2 separate regions of the Homo sapiens genome follow, and region 2 is linked to region 1. A link is a loop called in an ENCODE intact Hi-C map of the cell type or tissue named here. Cell type or tissue: prostate gland. All regions are shown on one strand. Links, peaks and the distances in the headings refer to the core of each region. The heading gives the core; the rest is flanking DNA. Region 1 has its middle 37 kb from the start of LINC00702. Region 2 overlaps LOC107984195 (a long non-coding RNA gene).

Evidence for each region. Peaks named below come from ENCODE experiments on the same cell type or tissue, not always from the same donor. Only the 100,000 strongest peaks of a DNase experiment are listed, where the experiment ranks them.
Region 2: it touches region 1 in a loop (3-fold over the local background); 2 of 110 quality-filtered maps call a loop at or near these places.

The regions. Positions count from the first base shown.
Region 1 is chr10:4,278,044-4,283,422 of GRCh38, reverse strand. No RefSeq gene overlaps it. Among named protein-coding and RNA genes, the nearest start is that of LINC00702, 37 kb to the right of the region's middle. In prostate gland, for the core only: no CTCF peak of the experiment used is centred there; DNase peaks (open chromatin) are centred at 2,312 and 2,662; H3K27ac peaks cover 1,171 bases.
Region 2 is chr10:4,058,845-4,064,223 of GRCh38, reverse strand. The region is part of intron 4 of LOC107984195 (a long non-coding RNA gene); the gene reads right to left. Among named protein-coding and RNA genes, the nearest start is that of MIR6078, 70 kb to the right of the region's middle. In prostate gland, for the core only: no CTCF peak of the experiment used is centred there; DNase peaks (open chromatin) are centred at 2,663 and 4,239; H3K27ac peaks cover 2,635 bases.

The sequences.
Region 1 (5,379 bases), core at 229-5,228:
ACTTGGACTCTCATTGGAACCTCTGGTGATGGTCTTTTTCTTTTTCAAAGGGTTTAGTAATTAAAAGGGAGTTTAGTAATTAAACTCCCTTGGATAGTACTTTAAAGAAGTCTTATTCTTTATACTAAAGTCTACATCTAACGTGAAATCTTTGGTGCTTCCATGAGGTCTAGTGCATCCAATAATGTTAAAATAGTAGTTAATATTTACTTGCTTCTCTAGACACTAATAAAAAAAATTGTAGATTTGCCATAGAAAACTGAAAGCCACTGGACAGCATCATTGTGATACATGGTGAATGCTGTCTTCTATTATTACAAAGTGTGTGCGCTTTATCAAGGGAAATTGGGTCCCTCGAGCAGAAGGGCCCCGCCTTTGGCCCTCAAGGAGCTGCAGTTGCCTTTTTTGTTGTTGTGTGTTTGTTTGAGATGATGGATCTTTTATTTTTTTTAATTTTTAATTTTTGTGGGTACATAGAAGGTGTATACATTTATGGGATAAACAAGGTGTTTTGATATAGGCATGCAATGTAGAATAGCCACACCAGAGTTTTGATACAGGCATGCAAGGTGGAACATTCACATCAGGGTAAATGGGGCATCCATTGCCTCATACACTTGCATCTTGAAAATCTTGTTGATCGTGCCCACTGCTCGCTGGCCTGTGCACTTACCCATGATAGAAAAAGACCCCTAAAACAAGGTGCAGCCATAAAGAGCCACTGTTGCCTGTTTCTCCTCAGGCTGCTGGCCTGTTGTCTCTGCTTGCAGGCACATTGGGTCCCCAGATCCCTGAGCCAGATGTGGTCACGGGTTCTGCCTCTGCAAAAGTTAACACCTGCCGCATCCTGAAGATCCAGTTAAAACTGGAAATAATATTTCTGAAGGAAGAGTGTTCCCTAAGGAAGGAGGACATGCATTCCTACAGGATAAATTTGCAACTTAGGGCCAGGAAAGTGGGGGAGATGCTATGACGTTCATTTGGTCTAGACCAAGGGTAGAGCTTAAGGGAGATGGCAGAAGGGTCAGGGTCAGCCCAACGCCTGACGCCCTGACATAGGGAGGTTTCACCATCAGGACTGTGGGAGGCAGGGCAGGGTGTTAAGTAAGGGAATAAAAACATAAAATGTACATTTAAAAAAGAACACACTGCTTGCAGAAATAATAAACCTAACAGAGCAATAAATCAAAACAGGGTAACATTTTAGACAGGAAGAGCCAACCTGTGAGTGTCGAGGTGAGTCGGATCACCTATGAGGAGAAGCCGAACAGACATAGTAAGGCCGGAGAACAGAAAGGCAGTTGATGAAAACACGGAGTCAGAATTAAGGGAAATGTGAATATTATTGGGAAGGATGGAAAGAGGCAGGGGGAGGAATGCAAACCAACAATGGAATGTGGACTTGGGGGTCCTGGGCTTCCTCTTAAAGGAGGAGGAGCGCTCTGTGGGACTTTGGAATGACAGTGAGCTCTGCTTGGATGCTAGGACTATCTCTGGTAGGATTCACTGCTCCAAAGCTCAAGAAAGAGGTAGATTCCCGGTAGAGTTAAAAACACGGGAGGGGAAGCAATCACTTGGTAGAAATAGAAGAGAAGACAGGCAGGGAAGGAATCCTAAGGGAAAACTACAGCTAAAGGGAAGAGAAGAAAGAGAACAATTTCAAAGAAAACAGAGGAGGCAAACTGAAGGATAGGAAAAGCCCAGGAGCGGAAGTGAAGTTAAAGACAAAAGAAGGACCAATTGTGGTAGGAAGTGCTCCTGTCCTTGAATTCCCCAGTGATGAGTGGAGCCCCTGAGAGGCGGAACCCTCCTGAGCAGGAGGAGTGCACAGTGAGATGGGGGGAAGAGCCAAGGAGAGTGGCAGCCAGCAGGACTCACCGCCCAAATGTGCTGCTTTGACAGAAGGGTTATTTTGAGCTGAAGATGCTTAAGAAGAAACAGACACTAGAAAAGCCCTCTGCCTTCCTGATATTTGCTAAGGCAGGACTTGCGTTTGTAAAGGTGACTCCCGTCCTCCAAACCAGGAGGTTAAGGAGTCAGTTACCTGAGATTATTCTAGACCTTTATCAGCTGGGAGGAGCCACAGGAATCTACCCAACAAACCTTACTCACTAGCCCTTGTCTTCCATCGACTTGCTTAAATATTTACATATATGCAATTTCCCTCCCCTGAATCTCAAAGCCCTTTTCCTTTGTCTTGTCACTTTTTCTGAAAAGCCTATTGGTCTGTGTCTAAGATGCTCCAGAAGCCCAAGTTCTAACCACCCCTCAGAGTTCCTCATTCCTGAGTTAACCTGCATGCATGCAGGATGCACTGGCCAATAAACTTGTTTGCTTTACCCTTGCTAATCTTGTTAATCTCTCTTCTGTCAGTCTCATTTACAGGGCCCAAGCGAGGAGGGTGGAGAGAAAATGAGTCTTTTCCTCCCCTACAATATCCATGGGCATAGACGGGGGTGAGCACCACAGCAGAGCCAAGTGTTGGGGCTTCGTGGTCAGTCTGGGTGGGGGCGCAGGTGTTGGGAGGGAGTTGTTCCTCATCCTCCTGGGTCCTGGAGGGCCACTGGAGTGAGATGGGTTAATGGGTGAAGACAGGGTGTCCCGTCAGAAGGAGCACATGCAAAGGCCAGAGTTTCAGGTCAGGAAATAGAGCTGGAATCTGCAATCCAATTTAGGATGAGTCATGCAATCAAATGTGTTATTGTTTTAAAATATGGGACTATTTACTTAGTACTATTGCATGCCAGCGTCACAAGCAAAGGAGGGTGAATATTGACAGAATACACACCAGACTGTTGGGACTTAGAAAATAATACCCCAAAATGAAGGCCTCAGAAGCAAACATTTTTCCTCTGACCTCCGGCCCCCCTGTCTCTCAGCCCCATTCTCCCCAGAGGCTGGCCACAGACACTAGAATCCCTTTCCTCAAGGTGAGTCATGGAAACTAGAATCCCTTTTCCCCAAAGCCAGCCATAAAACCTTAAAATATTATTCTAACTCCCACCCCCTACTCCCTGCATTTCTGTGTAAAACCTGACCATAAAGAAATTGTCTGACCTACCCTGTTTGATTATAGGTCATGAGAACCCCATTTCCAGAGAGACTCCTGCCCCACACCCAGGAGAAAGAAATGCATGCTCAGAGAGTCCGTGAATGACCTAGATAGACAGGGCTCACTGGGTTTCTCTACTGCATCCATCAGCATTAGATCAGGCCCCTTTTTTCAATTATATTTCTACATGGCTGTCCGTGACACTGAGTCCAAAGCTCGTACTACTCAGCACATGAACAGGCAATATGTTAAAGAAACAAGGAGTTGAGGCAAGGAAACTGACATGATTTTGGAAAGTCAGCAAACTGAGAAGATTGCACACTAATGTCCTAAAGAAGAACCATCTTAAAAGGCCTGAATCTCAAGCTTGTTTTTCTACTGGGGAAGGGGAACAAGAAGTGGATTTAGGTCAGGAGGTGACTGCTGACACAGACATCTGGACATCAGCAGGAGTTTGAGGAGGTTGCAAAACCTCTTTGTCCTTGGCCAGGTCACAGTGCTCCTATACATTGTCAACCAAACATTGCCACTTGTGTGTACACCCTGTTTATGTCCTCGAGTTAATTTTGGCAAGGGACTACTATTATCCTTGCCTGAAAGTTTAACTGTAAACTAAATTCCTCCCATACTTAGCTTGGCCTGCATAAAGGAATGAGCACTGGCAGTTAGCTTGTGAAGTTAGAAGCAACATGAAGTTGGCTATGTTAGCTTTCTCTCACATTCGTAGTTTGTTGAACCTAAACATAAAAATAGTCTATCCCCCCTGTATCTTGGGGACTTCATTCTTAAAGCTCTCGTATCACATACAACTGTGATCAAATAAGTTTGTGTGCCTTTTCTCCTGTGAATGCACCCTGTTGTCTGTGATTTTTCAGTGAACGCTCAGAGGGTTAAGGGGAAGTTTTTCCCTTCACTCCCACACGACCTTCCAGAACGGTGCTTATTAGGGGAGGTTCACGGAGTGTGGTTCTGCTTTATCCTCAGGACAGCAGGTGTCCTGGCGCCATGGTCCTGGGCACTCAGGATGAATGATGGGGAAAAACCAGCTTTTCCTCTTAAATACTCAGGAACTGCTATTCCAGCAGTGGGTCGTAACAGAACCTCAATATCCTACCCTAATCCCCAGAGTGCATCTTCTGAGGGAATCCTGGCCTCCTTTCTGCCATGACTGGGGCCGGAATCTAAGCCTCGATGTTTCAGGTCTACGTCCAGGAGATGAGTGCCTCCAGCCCCATCCATCAGCTCAACACTCTATGAAGACAGATTGTCTTAGCACCAGTTATAGCAGGTTTCCCTGAAACTCTTCTGGAGGCCAATCTAAATCACACATTTTAAGTTAATAGCCCAGACCCTTAAGCCTCTGATTTCTCTTTTAATTCTCAGAGCAAATCAACAAAGTAGGATTTATTTTATCTCATTTTTTTAAGTGACAACATTGAGGCATAAAGATGTAAAGATCCTCAAGGTTCCAGCACTGTTAGTACAGCTGAACCCAAATCCTCCTGGCCCCAGAACCGGGCCCTCAACACCACTATCTAGAAAGCTGGGTAGGAGCAGAATCGTGTAGGGCATTGAGCTTCACCCTGAAAGCAAATGAAAGCCACTGATGATTGTTAACTCATGAAAGATCCAATTTGTGTTTTAGAAATATCACTAGAGATAGAATTTGGAGGATAGATGTACTGGAGAGACCAGTGAGTTGCTCAATGGAGCCACAAACAGATGAGAGGAAGGCCTCTGAAACTCATCTGAGAACCTCTGAGTATGGCAAGAGATACACAGAGCCATGAAACACTGAGTATTTCAGAACACCCACCCTGTCTCATTGAACAGCTGGTCAGTAAACTTTTAGATTTTGTGCATTAAAGAGTGGATTATAGTAAGAGCTCCCCAGCCTCATAGCCAGCTACCACAATGGCTTATCCCCAGTGAAAAATCCCACTGCTTTTCTCAGGATCCTTGCCACCCCCATTTCCCAGCTGTGCCTGATAGCGCGGCTGCCTTGAGAAGCACTTAGAAGAAAGGGTTTTGCCAGTCATGAGATGTCAAAGCTCCTCATCAGTGTTTAAGTGCTGTGGACATTTACGGCTATGACTACTCCCTTGTCATGAATATTATCTCATTATGTCGAAATGCTTTATACCCTTGATAGAAAGAAACAACAGACTGAAAATCCAAATAACTATTATTGCCATTATTATTATTATTAAAGTATTTGCAGAATTGCCTCATTAAAAGGCAGTTTGTTACAAGTTAACTGTCTTGCATTTCTCTTTTCCAGTCTTTCTGGGGCTTTTGATTCCTTTTATAATCTCTTAGTTGTTCTT
Region 2 (5,379 bases), core at 176-5,175, 220 kb after region 1:
AGCACTACTGGAATTTATCTGGCCAGTGGAGACAGGCATTGAACATCTAAGAAAACTGCCTCTCTTTTCCATTGCAATAGTCTTTCCAATAAAATGAAAAGAAAATGGAATTTTAAAACTTTAAGGAAAAGAACATGCTATTTCTTAACCTAAAAGTAAAGATTGCCCAGGGAGATGATAAAGGAATAAAATAATTCTCAGACTGTGTCTGCCTTCTAGTTTCAGCCAAGTCCCTAGATGACCAGAATAGATCAAAACAGCTGAGGGCAGCAGGAGGCAGGAGACCCCCTGAGTGACGGATATGCCTTCTCATGTGATATGGCAGGCACTCGCTCGGGGACAGAAACAGACATGATTCCCCAGCTCTAAGCCACTGTTGTTCTATGATAGATGAGAAGCCTTTCAAGCAAAATGTCTTTTTAAAAAATGTCTTGACTGTTCATTAGGTTTTATTATTATGATTGTTAAGTCAAATGTGTGTACACACTTGCAATTTTATTGACAGAGATCAAAGGCCTTTTAAAGCATTCGGTTTAAGGCAAGGGCCAAGCACCCAGAGCCTCTAAAAACTGTCACTACCTGGCCGGGAGTGGTGGCTCACGCCTGTAATCCCAGCATTTTGGGAGGCCAAGGTGGGTGGATCACTTGAGTTGAGGAGTTTGTGACCAGCCTGGCCAATAGAGTGAAACTCCATCTCTACTAAAAATGCAAAAAATTAGCCGGGTGTGTTGGTACACGCCTGTAATCCCAGCTACTCGGGAGGCTGTGGCAGGAGAATCGCTCGAACCCAGGAAGCAGAGGTTGTAGTGAGCTGAGATCATGCCATCCTCTTAGTCAGTTGTTTCCAGATTCTTCCCTCACACACTGATGTGTAACACAGGCTCCCAATGACATGGTGGCTTCTTCCTGAGGATGTGGGAGGGACCCCCTGCTCCCACTCCCCACAGCTCATGAGCTTGGCCTGCAGAGGGAGGGAAGGGGGGCCAGCAGGTCTGTGCTCCTTTGAGGGGGTGGCATCCAGCCCCATCCCATCCAAGACTTCTTCTAGGAGGTTCCCTTGGTGTCCCGCTAGGTAGTTAAGGGAAGCGAAGATTTCTTGATATGCATTACTCATGCAGGCCTATTGTGCATTTGAATCACCTGGAGATCTTGTCCACATGGTTTCTGGTTTGGGTGGTGGGGCGGGGCCTGAGAGCCTGGATTTCTGACAATTTTGGAGTAATGCCAGTCCTGCTGGGCCATTGGCCACACAGGTCAGGGGGCATTCACCTGTCATTATCTGTCCCATTCTTTCAGGCGCATTCGCTTGTTAACCAGAGACTGGGAGTTTTGTTGAATGCGTTCAAAGGCCTGTGACATTATTGCCCTGAGGCCACTGCAGCCCAGCTCTGTTCTGTAGGAATCAGTTTCTCTCCTTAGAGTGACAGGTGATCTCACCGCAGGGCTCCTTGGTTGAGTGTTGGCCCAAGGACACTATCAACTCTCAAGAGAAGCATCTGCCAGCCAGCCACCCATGATTCGCAGGGTTTAGGCTCTGGAACGGTGAAGAAGTGGCTCCACGCCATGGGCAGATCTGAAGGAATTCTTAGCAATCGTGTCCGTTCTGATGCTAAAATGAGGAAAATCTAAATCAACGCTGGGATGGACACAACAAAAGCAGAAATTCCAGCATATTTAGAAATAATCCCAATAATCCCAACCAGAAATAATCTAAGGTCTGCCATGGATAAAAATACAAAACCGGATTTAGGGCTAGATTCAGCAGGAAGGGCTTGTGGAATGACAGGAAGGAGAAGGGACAGGGAGGGGAGACACAGCTGATGGCCTCACTGTAGATTCAAGATGAGGATCAGTTAGAAGCATTTGGACAAAGGTCAAAGCTGTTAAAAAAAATTCATACACCATCAATCAAAATAAAACAACGTGAATGAAGTGACTCAGGGAACATGCAGTTTGGCTCAACTGTAAACTGCTTCAGTAACATCTTGCTCCCCTTCTCCTGGTCAAGAAACTACATTATTCATCTTCCAATAACAGATTATCGCCCTGTTCTTGGAATGAGAGGAGCTCCACATTGCTGGAAAATAGCACAGCTCACAACACCTAGAAGAATATCCACATGACTTTCAACATACTTTAGAAAAAAAATCACAACAAAGTGGCTCAATGACTAAAGAGAGACATTTCTTCTATTTGCCATAAAAACCAGAAAGGCTATTTGCAGAAAAAGAGCCAACATATTTTCTTGAAGTCATTGGTAGGCTGTCTCTTCCCCAAGCAGAAATTCAAAAACACAATATAAACATTTGGTTCAAGTCTTGGCACTTTCTGCAGTAAGAACAATACCCCTCCCTCTCCCTGGTGGTAGCAGAACTGGGGAGCCCTGGGCTGAGCCCGTTCCCTCCCTCTCTGCCATACTGCCTGCTGGAAGACTGGAGGAACGTCTAAACTTAGCACATCGTGGTGTAGGCAAGATTATGCAAGCACAAGGAGATAGTCCAAGCAAATGTTCTGAAATGAATTCATATCTTCAAGATCAGAGTCTAGACTTATTTGCCCAGACGCTCAGCACTTCCCTGCTCTTGTTTTTGAAAATTGTGGTCCTTGGCACCCAGTTAGTTTGTCCTATCTTCATAGATTCTGGGAGGGGGCCAGACACCAGCGTGACTGTCTATGCACACTGCGTGCTGGACTGTCATGTGTGAGGGCGTGTTGTGGGTGTGCCTGCACATGCCTGCATGTGTGAGTGCTCCTTCTTCAGGAAGTATTTTTACCTCATTGCACATTCCCCTTCCTGCATAAAATGAACTCCTTCCATTTCTTAACCAAAATGATTCTTGCCCATCAATCAGGATTCTGTTTAAATGTCATTTTCTTAAAGGTCTTAAAGGGTATCCTCAGATCACTGGAACCCAAGTAGGAATTTGGATAAATTATCTCATGTCCCAGTTCTTTTCCTTAACACATTTTTGCCATAATATATACCCTTGAATTTTTAATTGTTTAATGCCTGTCTCTCACTAGTCTACCAAATTACTGAGGATGGAGACCCTATCTGTTTCTTTATTGTTGTATACTTAACATATAACAAAGTGCTTAACACCTAGAAGCCAGGTAATTAATAAACAGTCAGATAAATACATGAGCAACTGAATAATAAAGATAACTCCATATAGTTATATGTGGAAATATATATATATTATATATACACTGTTGTGATTATCGTTATTACTTTTGTCATCACTGTTCTAATTTGGGGTTCAGTTTTTATTAATTATTTATAAAATTTAGTAATTTCTAGATTTACCATAATATAAATTAATTATTACTATCTAATACAAAATTACTGTTTACCAGCAAATTCTCACAAATAATTATTATAGTAACAAGAAACTATTACTATAACTAAATTATTACAAATTATTATTATAGTCTATGAATCCAACAGGAAACAGCAGCTCTTATTTTGAATAGGTAAGGTTTCTAAGCTGGAGGGATCAGGTCTTCCTTATCCAGCTTAATTTCTAGTCCTTCCATGACATTTTTCCAGATAATATGCCGGGACACCCTTAGCATTCCATCAAGTTTTGGGTAAGAATATTTTCCATCTCTGGCCAGCTTGATTTGCCGAGCTGTGCTAGATGTCAGCAGCTGCACTGGACATTAGCTGAGGGTAAATAATGAACATGCATCAGCTTCCAACTCTGTGCCAGCCTGTGCCACATCTTTGGCCCTGGGTAAGGTTAGCCTAAGTGATGCCAGCCAAACACCCTCTGCAGGCTCCTTCCCATCTTCTTGGTTCCCCTTCTTCCCCGATGCACGCCCCCCACCCCCCAAAAAAGTCTGTCACTCCTGCTGCTCAGCCTAAGGCAAGCTATACACAATTGTTGATGCACGAAAGAAGATATGCTGGACACACAAAATGAAACAAACAGAAACTCAAGGCCATCGACGCTAAAGCAACCCTTCTGGCTGGTGTTTGGAGACCAACACAAACTTTCTGGAGCATATGTCAGCATTTAAGATGGGAAAAAAATGGAAATCAAAAGAGTCCCTTTCCCCTGTTCCTGTCTCGCCACTCCCAAACCGTCGTTACTCTGGTCCCTTCAGGTGAAATTTAGGGTTGGTGGAAGGAGGGTGGTGCCCTGGGCCAGGTGGTCAAGAGTAGCATCACAGCTAGTTAAACTCAGGGCAACAGGAAGGAGACTAGACATTAACGACTGAGGTGTAGCTTCCTCTTGGCGGACGTTCCACATTACCACTGACTTTGTGCATCCCTGCTCATCTAAGCTGTGGTTAGATGTCATCTAACTTGTGGTTCTCAACTTTGGCTACCCGTCAGTCACCTGGGGAGCTTTGAAAACTCCTGGAAGAAAAGACCCCGGAGGCACCTCAGGCCAATTGGATCAGAATCCCTTGGGCTTCCAGATGGCTCCGATGCACCATTACAGCTAAAATGCTTGAAAAGGGTCACAAGGCGTTCAGGTGTTAAATCAGACACAGAACAGAAGAAGCAACTGCTCTGTTTAAAAATAAGAGCCACCTATAATGAATGCTATTTTTAAGAGGTTTTATACAAGCAAAATAAAGCATACAGCCAACGCCACTTTCTTTCTTTTTTTTTTTTTTTTTAAACACAGAGTCTTGCTCTGTGGCCCAGCCTGGAGTACAGTGGCACGATCTTGGCTCACTGCAACTTCTGCTTCCTGGGTTCAAGAAATTCACCTGCCTCAGTCTCCTGAGTAACTGGGATTACAGGCATGAGCCACCACACCTGGCTAATTTTTGTGTTTTTAGTAGAGACAGGGCTTCACCATGTTGCCCAGGCTGGTCTTGAACTCCTGACCTTGAGTGATCTGCCCACCTCGGCCTCCCAAGGTGCTGGGATTATAGGCGTTAGCCACCACACCCAGCTTCTTTTACTCTTACAATAAATTTTGCTTTGTTAGAGTGAAAATAACATCAACTGTGTTACTCTGTATGAAAATGTTCTTTTTCCCTGTTTGGTTTTACAGCATCTCCATTCCTACAGCTATAATTTTATATGATGCCTTGCTGGTATTTGCAGAGCAAAAATATTATATATTATATGTAGTTCCTTCTGCCAAAAGGTATAGAAAGTTTTGTAAAACTATGGAAGAGGAAAGAGCATTAGGTTTATTTTTAACTCATAAAAATTTTATTTGCTTTTTTTTTTCCCCTTTACACGGGTTGCTGTTACTTTAAGAGTCTACTGGCATTTAACTGGCAATAAAAAGGGCAAAACAAACTGTTCCTTCCTTTAGATTGTGCAATTTTATTGCGCTGTTTTAGAGGGACCAAATATGCCTTTAAAAGAAATGCATGTTTAACCACCTTCTTTGTGTAAAGCAGTAGGTC